3 separate regions of the Mus musculus genome follow, and regions 1 and 3 are each linked to region 2. The links are chromatin loops, found by intact Hi-C in ENCODE. Cell type or tissue: left cerebral cortex. All regions are shown on one strand. Region 1 holds the start of Hmbox1 (homeobox containing 1). Region 2 overlaps Kif13b (kinesin family member 13B). Region 3 overlaps Hmbox1 (homeobox containing 1).

Region 1 (4,000 bases), 190 kb before region 2:
TCTCATTAAGGGAAAAGAATCAAGATGTGGCTATCCCTCATGTGCACCTGTGAAAGTCTTATTTGTTTTGTTTTGTTTTTCTGAGACAGGGTTTCTCTGTGCAGTCCTGGCTGTCCTGGAACTCACTCTGTAGACCAGGCTGGCCTCCAACTCAGAAATCTGCCTGCTTCCTCCTCCCAAGTGCTTGGATTAAAGGTGTGCATCACCACTGCCCAGCAAGGGAAAGTCTTACTCAAAAACAAGACTTTGTTCAAAAGCATGTTTGTGTTTCACAATGTAACTCATTACCATCATGCTGAAGACCAAACCCAATGTATTGTGTGCATCCTAGGCAACCATGCTGCCACTGACATAGATCCCTAGTCCCTATAATATACAAAACCCATAGCCAACCTCACATTTTTAAAGCAGTAAACAGAGCTAAAATGTAAGGACCTGAGAAAGTTTATTCAAACCCTTTGGTAGGCACAGCACACAAGTTTAACCTACTGAGAAACTATTTTGATATTCGGATAGTAATTATTGGATTAATTATTGGATCTACACTGTTTGAAAGGGAAGATAATAATTAGAATACTTCTTTTTCTTTTCTTTCTTTTTAATACTTCCTTTTCTTGATTTCTTTTTCTCTCTCTTTTCTTTATCTTTCTTTCTTTCTTTTTTTGAGACAGGATTTCTCAGTATAACTTCCCTGGCTATCCTAGAACTCAGAGGTCTGCCTGCCTCTGCCTCCTGAGTGCTGGAATTAAAGGTGTGCCACATCTGGTTTCTTTTCGCCAGCTTTTGATTCTGAAAGGGAATGGCTAATTTTCCATTTGCTCCTTCCCTGCTTTAACCTCTGTGTATACGTTAAGCAAGAAGATTTTATGAGTAAAGCAAAAAGTACCTAAGTTCTGATACCCTCCCAAAGAAGTTGTTCTGAGAGGCCAGCCTGGGCTACAAAGAGAATTCCAGGACAGCTAGGGCTACACAGAGAAGCTCTATCTCAAAAAAACAGAAGAAGAGAAAAAAAAAAAAAAGTTGTTCTGGAATAAACGTTTCTGCATCGCTTCTCTCTTAAACAGAACATACCAAACACACTTCACTCTATTGAGGATATTTCTCTCCACGTAGCAATTAGGAAGATTCTACAGTAAGTTGGCAGTGAGAATGTAGGGAATAGGAGGGCGACGACAAGCATTTCACACCTGCGTTCAATTTCCTTATTACTCTATTACTTATTCCATTAAGCTTGAATAAAACAACTTGTTAGAACGGTGTGCTCAGAAAAATGGGGCAAAGCAAATATCTGAAAAGGCCACCTGTCAGCTTAGTGTTTTGCCACACAGTTACTTCTTCAGGAGGCATGTTTTATCTAGAGCTGTTTATTTCAAGCAGGCTTTAGACGGGAATCCTTCAAGGGCACCACCCTTTAGCATCTCTTTCTTGTAATTCGAACTGCAGTTAGGAGTAACAGGACATTTAGACCTTCTGTCTGATCGCTCCTACTTTCTGTTCAGATCGGAATCCAGCCTCGCAATATCAGTAGGAGTCCACTCAAGTGCTCATTAAGTGGAAAGTGGTTGATGATCTATTATAGCTCTCAGGTGCAGGCTGAGAAACATGACCAAACCAAAGTTTTGGAGCCTATCTTTAGCCCAAGGGTGAAGAAATGTAACATACAACCTCACGTGCGGCCAAAGGGATCTGCCAAACAGTAATGAAGACCTCCTGACAGATGCAGGAGCTGTGGGATGTGAGCAAGCGGGAATTCAAATCCCAATCGCAAAACCCAGCTCACTTTATAATTTTTAAGTGCTGACCTCCCTCCGTGATAAATCATGGTGGAGGCGACAGACTCCAAAGATATATAGCATTCATTACCTTTGCCCTCTGACTTAGTAGTGGAAACTCACCAGTTTCATATCGGACTTTTGGTTGTTCAGTACCAGTCTCTTCACTTCTAAAGACAGGGAAGGATCTTCCGGTTTAATCTCTATAGCCCAGAGCATCGCGGGACTTGGAGTCTTCACTCCTTAAGCATTTTCCAGAGCCTCACGGGAAATGTAGTTTTACTGCAGGTATCATGGGCACTGTGGGCGTCTTTCCTTTTCCTCCCTTTTCTCTCTAATCACCTCCTTCCGTCCGCTCAAATTCATCGCCGCCGCCAATTCATCCTTCCTTTCCATCCCAGCATGATATCATGTCCCTCATCTGGGTCTAGCATCCATGGTATTCTGGGATGTGTAGTCCGCACGATTTCAGCTCCCAGCTCCCCTCCTCCCTGTGGGAAGGCGTATGGGCGCAGTGCCTGCTGGAAGCTGTAGTTCCCTAGGGCCTCAGACCCTCAACTCTGCACTTTTCCTCTAGGGAACCGGAAACTACAACTCCCAGGGATGCCCAGCGGCAGCAGGTGGGAGCGGGGCTGTTGCTATCAATATGGCGGTTGTCAGCCAGACAAAGACAGTCAGTCTGATGTGATTGAGACAAGGGAGGTTTTCAGGGGGAGACTGGGAGATAGGGGCCTCCCCTCCCCCCTAGGCTCTTCCTGCGCGGGCCTGGAGCCCTCCTCAGCCCCTCCCGCAGGGCGCCCCGCGGTGAAGATCCCCTCCCCCTCCCGCCTTCCTCCTCCCTCCCTCAGCCTTGCACTGGGACGCTGGGGAGGGGGCTGAGCAGGGTGCAGAGAACTCTCAGCTGGATTTCCAAGGTGAGTGGGGTCGTTTGCAAGCTGGACTGCCTCAAGTCTCTTTTCCTCACTTCTCTCATTACTTTAAGGAAAAAAAAATGTCGAGATGTTTGGGGGGGAGAGAAAGTGAGTAGGCGCCACAGATGGGTCTCTGGAGTAGCCAGGTTGAGCATAGGGGAGCAAGTAGGGGTACTTCCGAGGGGGCGGCCGTGCGCGGGCTGTGGGGTGGGGCAGTTTGTGAGGGGCGGGCGTGGAGAGGCGTCGATGGCTTCCCAACTTCTCTCTGGTCTTCAGGACCGGCGGAAGGTTTGAATCCTGGAGTTGGGGGGTCTTCCTGCTTGGGAGTTTGAGAAACTGTAAGGTGGTTTCGAGGTGTGCTGGTTTGTTTGGGGAGTGTCTCGCTGTGTTTTAAACTGTGACGTGTACTTGGGTGCTGCGATCGTCTTGAAGGAATGTCTGTAGATGGTAAGTTAGATGGCTGGAGTCAGAGATAAGCGGCCTGGGCTTGGGAAGCACGCAGGAGTCCCGGGCTGGACTTTTGGTCCAAGGATCTTGTGCAGGGTTTGGGGGGGCTCAGTAACTCGTTAGTGTCTGGGCGCCCAGCTCACACTCGGTGCCCTACTCTGGGCCAGTCTCCACCCCAAACTCCCGGCAGGACTATATAGATGATGTGATGTGGAGATGCATCTTTGCCTCAAGTCGGCAGCTAAAGGTGGGAAAGGAAAAGTGTCTCTTAGTATTTTATTCCGGAACCGTGTTTGGGTTACACTATTGGGGCTACTTTGAAAGGAGTCCTCCACCCACCTTCACCCCGAAACAGTAAGTAGAGGTATCTTGTCATCTTCATGCTCAGTAGCTTGCCAGTTATTTAAAATTCGGGAACGTGGGGCTGGGAATCTCGAGTGCTAAATGCCATCCGCATCGCTGTCTTCTAATGAGACAGAACGTCTGCTCTGTATCCTGAGGTAGATAAGGCGACTTATTTTCGTAGTTGAAAAAACTGTTGGAAATTTTTTGCGGAGAAGAGGGTTGACTGTGCGCTGAAAGGCGCTGTGGTCTTTTTTTGTTTTTTGTTTTTTGTTTTTTGTTGTTTGTTTTGTTTTTTCTTCTACCCCACCCTGTTCTGTGTCACAAATGCTTGAAAACTGGTATGGAAGAGTGAGGAAGCATTGGGTGAGTGAAGCAAAGAATGCACTTAGCAGTAAAGATACACGCTTCGTAAAGTTGAATGATAAAAGTGATTGCTATTTTTATTTTTGTCTGAAGCTTAAAAAAACCCTCGTCTGTTATATAGGGTATAGTCACGTGCCCCTTTTTCTGGGGACCTGCAGATAA
Region 2 (4,000 bases):
AGTCAACCTGATGAGTCTCTGTTCCCACCTAAGAGTGCTGGATGACCACAGGCTTCTGTCACCATGCCCAGAATAATCGGGACATGAAAACTGAATGCAAGGCAAGCAGTCTACCACCTGAGCTTCGGGCCAGCCCAGCACGAACGGCCAACAAGTGACTCTACCTACAATTCAGATCACCACTCCCAGAGCAGGAAGCATTAGTGGACTCTAGAGTGGACAGGCCTTTAGGAATTGGTTCTCTTTGTACTTGCTTAACTCCACCCATGAGAAACAACATCTTCTGTGAGGCTGCCTGGCTGGACTAGAAACACAAACTGTACTTAACAAGCTTCAAATGTTCACTCCTCAGAACTACCAGAAAGAAGCTTTCAAGTGTCTAGCCACCTCCAATAGCACATGCGTCTACTCCTTGGGCATATTTGGGAGGTAGCAGTGGGCAAGACAACAGGGGTGGTTACTGACAGACTGAACCCCACCAGTCAGCACCTGCCAGCACGCCAGTCTGACTTCACTTCCTTTAGTAACATGGTTAGGGGCTGGTGGTTCAGAGGAATGCTGCAGATGTCAGTGTCTGGATTTCAACAGCACATTTAACCAAATAGCCTATGACATTCCTGTGGACAAGATGGAGAAAACGTGCTGTGCATCTCCTCTAAGTGCAATCACAGGGACCTCAAATACCACATCCAGAAAGCAGTGATGAATGGGATAATGTCTGTTTAAAAGAAGGCTCCATTCTCTTAGTTCATACTCTGAGTTCAACCCAGCTGATATGGTGAGGTTTTTCTCTTGCCTTTTTTTCTTTTAATCAGTGACTTATAGGAAAGCAGACATTTCTATCAAATTAGGATGATGCAAAGCCAGGAGAGTGACTACAGCAGATGACATAATCAGGCTCCAAAGAGCCTGGGCAGTTCTAAATGATGACAACAAGATGCAACTTCACAGACATAAACAAAATCTGGCACATTAGGAAAAGAAACGACAGAGAAACAAAACCTCCAAAACTAATGGACAGCTCAAGGAAGGGGGCATTCAGGGTGACCTAGTCTCACACATGTAAGACGCAGAAATAGATGTGCACGTGCATGTGCGCGCACACACCCATATATTCCCTAAGCCCATGGGTGACTCAGCTCAAGGGAATCCCAGGCAAGGTAGCTGGGAGGTGGCTTTGTAAATAGGCCAATGCAGTGTCCCTGATTAAGAAAGGACTTTGTCACAGGGTGTCCTAATCCTAGCCCATGAACCCCTACAATACACAGCCTTTCCATACTTTGTTTGACTTTTTGGGAAAAGCAGAATTGTTTAATTATCAAGTAGCAGTGCAGAAAGATCCTGGCCTGTGTAATTAAGTACTTGAATCAAGCTGATTTGATGAGGCCAACAGGTGCTCAATTACCTGGTAGCTGTCCATGTCCTCCTCTTCCTCCTAAAAGAAAACAACGTATTATGTAGAACCAAAACAATTATTTACCCCCACATCAGGCCTCCAACCACAACCACTATGTTCTCCCCCAGTTCCTGTCTTCTTGTCTAATTGATACATCACACCTTGGCCTCCCACCCAGCCTTACCAGCCATCCCATGTCGAAGCTGGTAAGACTTGGAGCTTCTAGGGGGGAGTGAAGAGGCTCCCCTGACCTTTTCAGACTCAGTACAATGATCTCCCTGCTGGGCTTACCACCCCCTACTCCAGGGGAAATCAAACACCCGCTGGCAAAGAGTCTTTACCAGCCAGTGGGGGTTCTTTAGAGGGGTGGGCCATGGGAGGAAGTTAATCACTGCTAGGCTTGGTGGTTTGCCAGGCTGAGAGGTTTTAACTCTCAGTTCACCACACAACAGGACAAAGCATAGTAACAGCCTAGTACAGGTGCTCTTGTCAAGACAGTGCACTGAAGGAGACACCAATGGTGGGGCAGGGGTGGCAGTCTCAAACGATTCTGCTCTGCTGTTGCCTTTCAAAAAGCACAGAGCAGGCCCAGAAACTTACATGGACATTCTCGTGGATCTTAGGGGACCGGAGTGGCCTAACTTTCACACACCCAATGCCAACTGACAATATGCACTCTTCCATCAGTGGTAAAGTTCCTGACTCCTGCACAGACTTCACTTCAACTTGAACTCGCCGAGACTGCCCCTGCAGCACAGAGATTTGGGAACATATACACAAACACACACAAAATCAGCTTCATGAGTTTCAAAACTCTGGTTTAGAGAGACCCCTATAGGCTGATATAGAAAAATGCAATTGGCTTTCATCTACCTCATAACTGTTAAGTACTAAAGCATACATTCTAACCTAGTCAGGAAAATGAATTTTCTTTCAAATAGACAGAAAATCAAAATGAGCATATTTTTCTATAATTCCTAAATAACTAGAAACTAAAAGAAAATTATTTTAATGAACAATAGGGGCTTGCTATATAGCTTTGCTATGTAGCTATGTAGCTCTGGCCTACCTACACTGGCCTAATTTTGAATTCAAGGCAATCCTCCTGGCTCAGCCTGGAAAATTCTGGTGCTGGTATGTGACAAAACACCAGGTAAATGAAAACTTACAAGCAAAGGAAATGCAAACAGTGTCTAATAAAAAGTGTTGAACTGAGCCAGGTGTGGTGGTTCACACTGTAACTTTAGTACTCCAGAAATTGGCAGGGAGATCTCCATGCTTGAGGTTATCCTGGGCTGCATAGAGTTCTGGGGCTACCTAATGAGACCTAGACTGAAAAAGGGCAACTTCCAGACAAGGCAACCATGAGAGCTTTTATTTCAACCTACTAAGTGAGAAGTTACTTCCAACAGAGATCATGGTTATGAAACAAATAATGTCAATCCTGTGGGACAGGGATTTAAACTGGCCAAGCTTGGTCAAGGGCTAAACTGTAAGTCACCTTTGCCCCAGCAACTGGACAATCAAGTACATGGATAAGTACTCTGAAGTGCCATGAAGAACAAGGTAGTAGACCTATATGGAATGTGAACAACTGTTTAAAGTGTGATGTCCTATAGCTGTCACTAAGCAACTGGTGCAGAAAAACACTTGCAGCCTACATATGTTAAAGCACAGGGTACCAAAGTTGGGATTCAGTCTTATTTTAAAGATAAGAACTGCCAGGCAGTAGTGATGCACACCTTTCATCCCATCCCTAGGGAGGCAGAGACAGGCAAATTTCTGTGCATTCTAGGCCAGCCTGATCTACAGAGCAAGTCCAGATCAGCCAGGGATACAAAGAGAAACCCTATCCTGAAACAATCAATCAATCAATCAATCAATCAATCAATACAAACAAATAACAAAAAAGATAAGAACTGACCTGTATACAATGCCCTTTTCACAGAATTAAAGAAATCAAGCTGCAAATGTGATCAGAACTGACCCTGCTTGGGTGTCCAGAACAAGCCCTGTGACTCCGCACACTTAGGCAGACACTGGGAAGGGTTCCTGGTATCCCCAAGCATGGTAGGAACAGAGAAGAGCATCTAAGCAACAGAACTTAAACATCCAATTTTAAGTCAATTACTTTTCCTCTCATCTAGAAATTAAGCTCCCAAGAGTTTTGCACAGCCAGGAACATCCACTCAAGCAGCCACAGGCTCGGACTAACAACATCTGATGGACAGTCACTGATCTGAACATTTCCAAGGAGTATGCATCTGATATTTTATGGGAAAAGTCACTCAGTAAACATGTTTTATTTCATTGTTATTATTATTACCCTTGTGTGTGTGCATATGAGGGTGAACATGCCATGGTCCACACTGCAGGTCAGATGACAACTTTACAGTCACTTCTCACCTTTCATCTTCACTAGGGTCCCAGAGACTGAATGTGGGTCTTCAGGCTTATGTGGCAAGCACCTTTACCCACTTTATTAAGTCTAAGGCCACTTCATCATTTCAGGTAGCTGCCTTCTGTCTCTTTAGCCTATCCTGAATATTTGAAACATAATATGGAAGACAGAGGAAGGCTTACTGTCTCAGAGAACACATTGGG
Region 3 (4,000 bases), 94 kb before region 2:
TAATAAGTATATTTTAGAATTTTAAGGTGAAGCCATTCACATAGCTTCTGGGAGCAGCATTAGATTAAAAAATAGATGAAATCTTAAGAGAAAAGATCACCAGTCTTGATGTCTGGAGTTGCCAAGAATAGGCATCATTTCTTCCAAAATACTTGTAACAAGTGATAGATCAAGAAAAATATGACGTGATGAGAGTGTCTGTCTCGGGCTGAACAGTGCACAGGTTATGATGTAGTGATCCTTGTTGGTATAACATTTATGTCTAGGTGCAGTGCACAAAGCCTGCAGGCACACTAGGTGAGGTGTTGCATGCAGCAGCATTGACCCTGAGCTGCAAGTACACAGTACTGCATTCAAGTGCTTTGTGGGGGCTCGGGAGTAGGGGGGGTTGCTGGTTTGTTTCTTTTCTCAACCCAAAAGGCCCTGGTAAGACAAAGCAAAATTGTAGCAATCTGTATAAAAGAAAGAAATGTCTAAACCGAGCCTGGTGGCACACACCTTTAATCCCAGCACTCCAGAGGCAGAGGCAGGTGGAGGCAGGCAGATTTCTGAGTTCGAGGCCAGCCTGGTCTACAGAGTGAGTTCCAGGACTCCCAGGGATACACAGAGGAACCCTGTCTCAAAAAACCAAAAAGTCTAGACTCTATTCTCCCCTGTTTTCTCTTTTGAAGTGTTACAGATATATAGACATTTAAAAAGACCAGTAAGGTATCCAGCTATTTTCATTTAATTTTCTTAGATACAACAATTGTGAACATTTTTGCTGTTCACTAATATTTTTTAAGATTTATTTGGGGCTGGAGAGATGGCTCAGTGGTTAAGAGCACTGACTGCTCTTCCAGAAGTCCTGAGTTCAATTCCCAGCAACCACATGGTGGCTCACAACCATCTGTAATGGGATCTGATGCCCTCTTCTGGTGTGTCTGAAGACAGCTACAGTATACTCATAGAAATAAAATAAAAATTTAAAAAAAGGAGCTTAGATAAGAATAAAATTAAAAAAAAAAAGCTTACAACAAGCTATGTCTCTCACACAGAGCATGAACAATCTGAATACTATAAAAAAGGGCACTGTTCCTTTAAGAAGCAGTTCCAATACCCAAGGAGAAAGCACCTTCTGTATTGCCTATACAGTGAGAGTCAGAATTAAGGGCTCCATTAGATTCAGGGTGAGTGTTTTTGTCAGAAAGAGTGCATAGATTTTTTTTTTTTTTTTTTTTTAGGGATCTCTGTCATAATGACATCAATTTACATTGAGATGCAACAAAAATGAAATGGATTGATAGAGAAATGTGTGGTAGGAATAAGGAAATAGCAGTACAAGTACAATTTTGCTGTATATTTTCCTTGGTGAAAATACAGTGTGAACAGCAAGAGGTCCGTGTTGCCATGCGCCATAGAGCATGTCACGTGGTGGCACTGCTCATGTCCATGCTTGATGGCGCTGTTAAGGTGGAGACAATACCTTTGCTTTGCATTTTGAGGAGTCTGTGTGGCGGTAAATACTCTGTCCTGTGTTAGGCAGTCTCAGCTTTCCTTGAAGATAGTTGCTCAGTCAGTTCTTCCAGGGAGATTTATAAAACAAAATGAGATAATCTTATCACTCCTTCAACATGGATCGGCTGACATTTTGCCTCCATATTTTTCTAACAGTGTCTAAAAGCATAAGCAGAGCTCTTGAAGAAGTGCCTCTGTTCATGTTACTGTTAATGTTCCAGGCAGCACTGTTGGGGGGGGGGGGCTGCAGCCCCAGTGCCACGGGGATTCGTGTTTTCAGGCAGCCACGTTTCAGAAAAAACCTGAAAATTCACAGCAATGATGGGTGTTAGCACCTGTCACGTCAGTGCTTAATTTTCATTTTGAAAATTGAAACATGGCCACTCCCTGTTTACCTCTTGTCCACATTCTTTAGAGATCAGTAGGTGTTTTACACTTATAACACAGTTTCCCACCAACTCCATTTCAAGTGCTCAGAGGTCTGCTGCTTCCATATGAGACCAGCACAATTCTACGATATTCTTGAAGCAGTTTGTCAGACTGGATGCTAGGTAGTCTCCTGAAGATGAGTTTCCTTCTCCTGTGACTCATCCAAAGCCAGTAATTTGCAAAGCTAGCTAGATGAAGAAGGAAGGAGACTTGGAGTGTGGTGTGCTTCAGAGACACACAGCCTGATAGGGAGGGTTCCGCTAGCTCTGTGAGGAACTGTGCTTTCCTGAGGATTTGGTACCTAGGACAGAACTCGCATAGAGATCAATGGTTGTTGAGCTGAACTCCCACACTGGGGTTTAGGGCTGTACTCCAGCTTGGGGCAGGGTGGAAGCTGTCGACATAATTACTTCACTGGAAACAGCAAAGAGCCGCCACAGCATTTTTAGGCTCACTGGGGACTCCTACTAGGAATCTAGCTTGCAACCTTGGAATGATTTTAGTTTTGTTTTTAATCTTACTTCCCAATTAAATGTATGTAGGAACCTGAGCTAGACCCACCCAGCTCCGAGGGACATTGAAGGAAGTTGGCGTGTAGGACACCCAGTGGGAAGCACAGGAAAAGACTAAGGCTCACTGGGAGCGGCCCTCTGCACAGGCAGGCTCTCTTGTCAAGGATGAGTTCCCCATTTGCAGACATTGGCTTCCCGTACAAGTTGCATCGCTGTCTCCTGTTTAAAACCCCAGTCTATACTCATTTCCTTCCATTTTTTTTCTGTATATTTTACAAGCAGTTAAAAAAGAAAAAAAGGATGTTGGTAGTGTCAAATGGTAGTTCTGTTGTATTTATACTAATTGAATCTTACCCATCAGTAAGATTTTCTGTCCTTTCACCTTTAAGAGGTAATGTGGCATAGGATTCTTCCTGGATGTGTTGGTGCACCTTTGTTGACTTTAAAACAGCCTTTGGTTCTGTCTAAAGAATGGTGGTGTTTCTCCTTCTGTGGGTACTTTGGAGTTGCTGTAATCTTTGAATACAGTGTAGTGCCTCAGGTTCTTTTCTGTCTGCCTTTTAAATGGTTGCTTAGAGTGCCTTATGTTCTTCTTTACAAGTCAGTAGAATCACCTCATCAAGAAGTGGTTAAGTTCTCTACAAGGAAATATCGTAGAGCATTGTAGTTATGTTTTGTATGAATTATATTTGCATGCAGTGAAACAGCATACAGAAGTTTAAAATATAAGATATGAGACAATTTATACTACATTATTATTGGTATCCAGGGTATACACACACAAACACACACACACACACAGAGTTTAGACTTCTGTACGTATAAAAACTGTTGGGGATTCTAGTTTAGATCAGCTCTGAAGGGGGATGCTGTTGGTTTGGGGAGACATAGAAAGACTTAATTATTTAACCTCTGGGTCTTTTGTTTGTTTGTTTGTTTGTTTTGCAGTGCTTAGGATCAAATCCAGGACCTTGTGCATTCAAGGCAGGCATTTTACCGTTGAATAACCCTTTTGTGGCTTTCTGAATTTTAGACACTGTTGTCTGTGTTTGAAAAAATACATATGATGTGTACTGAAAGGAAGGAAAGAGAGAGAGAGAGAGAGAGAGAGAGAGAGAGAGAGAGAGAGAGAGAGAGAGAGAGAGAGAGATGTGAAAGTCAATTTTGTTCATGTTAAGATACCAAGAGAGAGCTGCCAGGTTCCTGAGGTGTGGTCCTGCAGCTTGCCTGAAGCAATTTGTAGGAAGTAAGCCTTGGGTGGGTTTATGAGGAGGTAGTTTGCTAATATCATAACCTTCCCTCTGTCTAGTAGACAGGTTATCAGGAGAAATGTAAATAGCATCATATTGTCACATACACTTTGAGAAAAAAATGTAAAATTAAGGCAAACTGCAAAATGAAAAGCTGACTTTTCTCTGCTGTAGAGATAGATGCCTGGCAAGCAAGTCGGTTGTGTTTGTAGATTCTTTGCTTACGTTAAATGACGTTGAGTTGCATTTCTCTAGTGAAATACTTCTTTCAGCTTCTTGCCTCTAGATCCATTCTGGGTTTTTACAAGTTTC

The links. Peaks named below come from ENCODE experiments on the same cell type or tissue, not always from the same donor. Only the 100,000 strongest peaks of a DNase experiment are listed, where the experiment ranks them.
Region 1: a loop joins it to region 2, with 2.7 times the contacts of the local background. A loop is called at or near these places in 16 of 42 quality-filtered maps.
Region 3: it touches region 2 in a loop (2.1-fold over the local background); 2 of 42 quality-filtered maps call a loop at or near these places.

The regions. Positions count from the first base shown.
Region 1 is chr14:64,948,263-64,952,262 of GRCm38, reverse strand. Hmbox1 (homeobox containing 1) reads left to right here and starts at 2,406. Exons shown (of 10, transcript NM_177338.6): 1 at 2,406-2,686. Ints9 (integrator complex subunit 9) reads right to left here and starts at 1,970. Exons shown (of 17, transcript NM_153414.5): 1 at 1,896-1,970. The coding sequence starts at 1,904. In left cerebral cortex, a CTCF peak has its summit at 2,295; DNase peaks (open chromatin) are centred at 2,213, 3,178 and 3,415; H3K4me3 peaks cover 2,757 bases; H3K27ac peaks cover 2,515 bases.
Region 2 is chr14:64,763,146-64,767,145 of GRCm38, reverse strand. Kif13b (kinesin family member 13B) reads right to left here. Exons shown (of 40, transcript NM_001081177.2): 25 at 1,997-2,143; 26 at 1,406-1,435. Among named protein-coding and RNA genes, the nearest start is that of Gm26225, 11 kb to the right of the region's middle. In left cerebral cortex, a CTCF peak has its summit at 2,247; a DNase peak (open chromatin) is centred at 2,075.
Region 3 is chr14:64,857,070-64,861,069 of GRCm38, reverse strand. The region is part of intron 5 of Hmbox1 (homeobox containing 1); the gene reads left to right. Among named protein-coding and RNA genes, the nearest start is that of Hmbox1, 91 kb to the left of the region's middle. In left cerebral cortex, no CTCF peak of the experiment used is centred here; a DNase peak (open chromatin) is centred at 2,205; H3K27ac peaks cover 735 bases.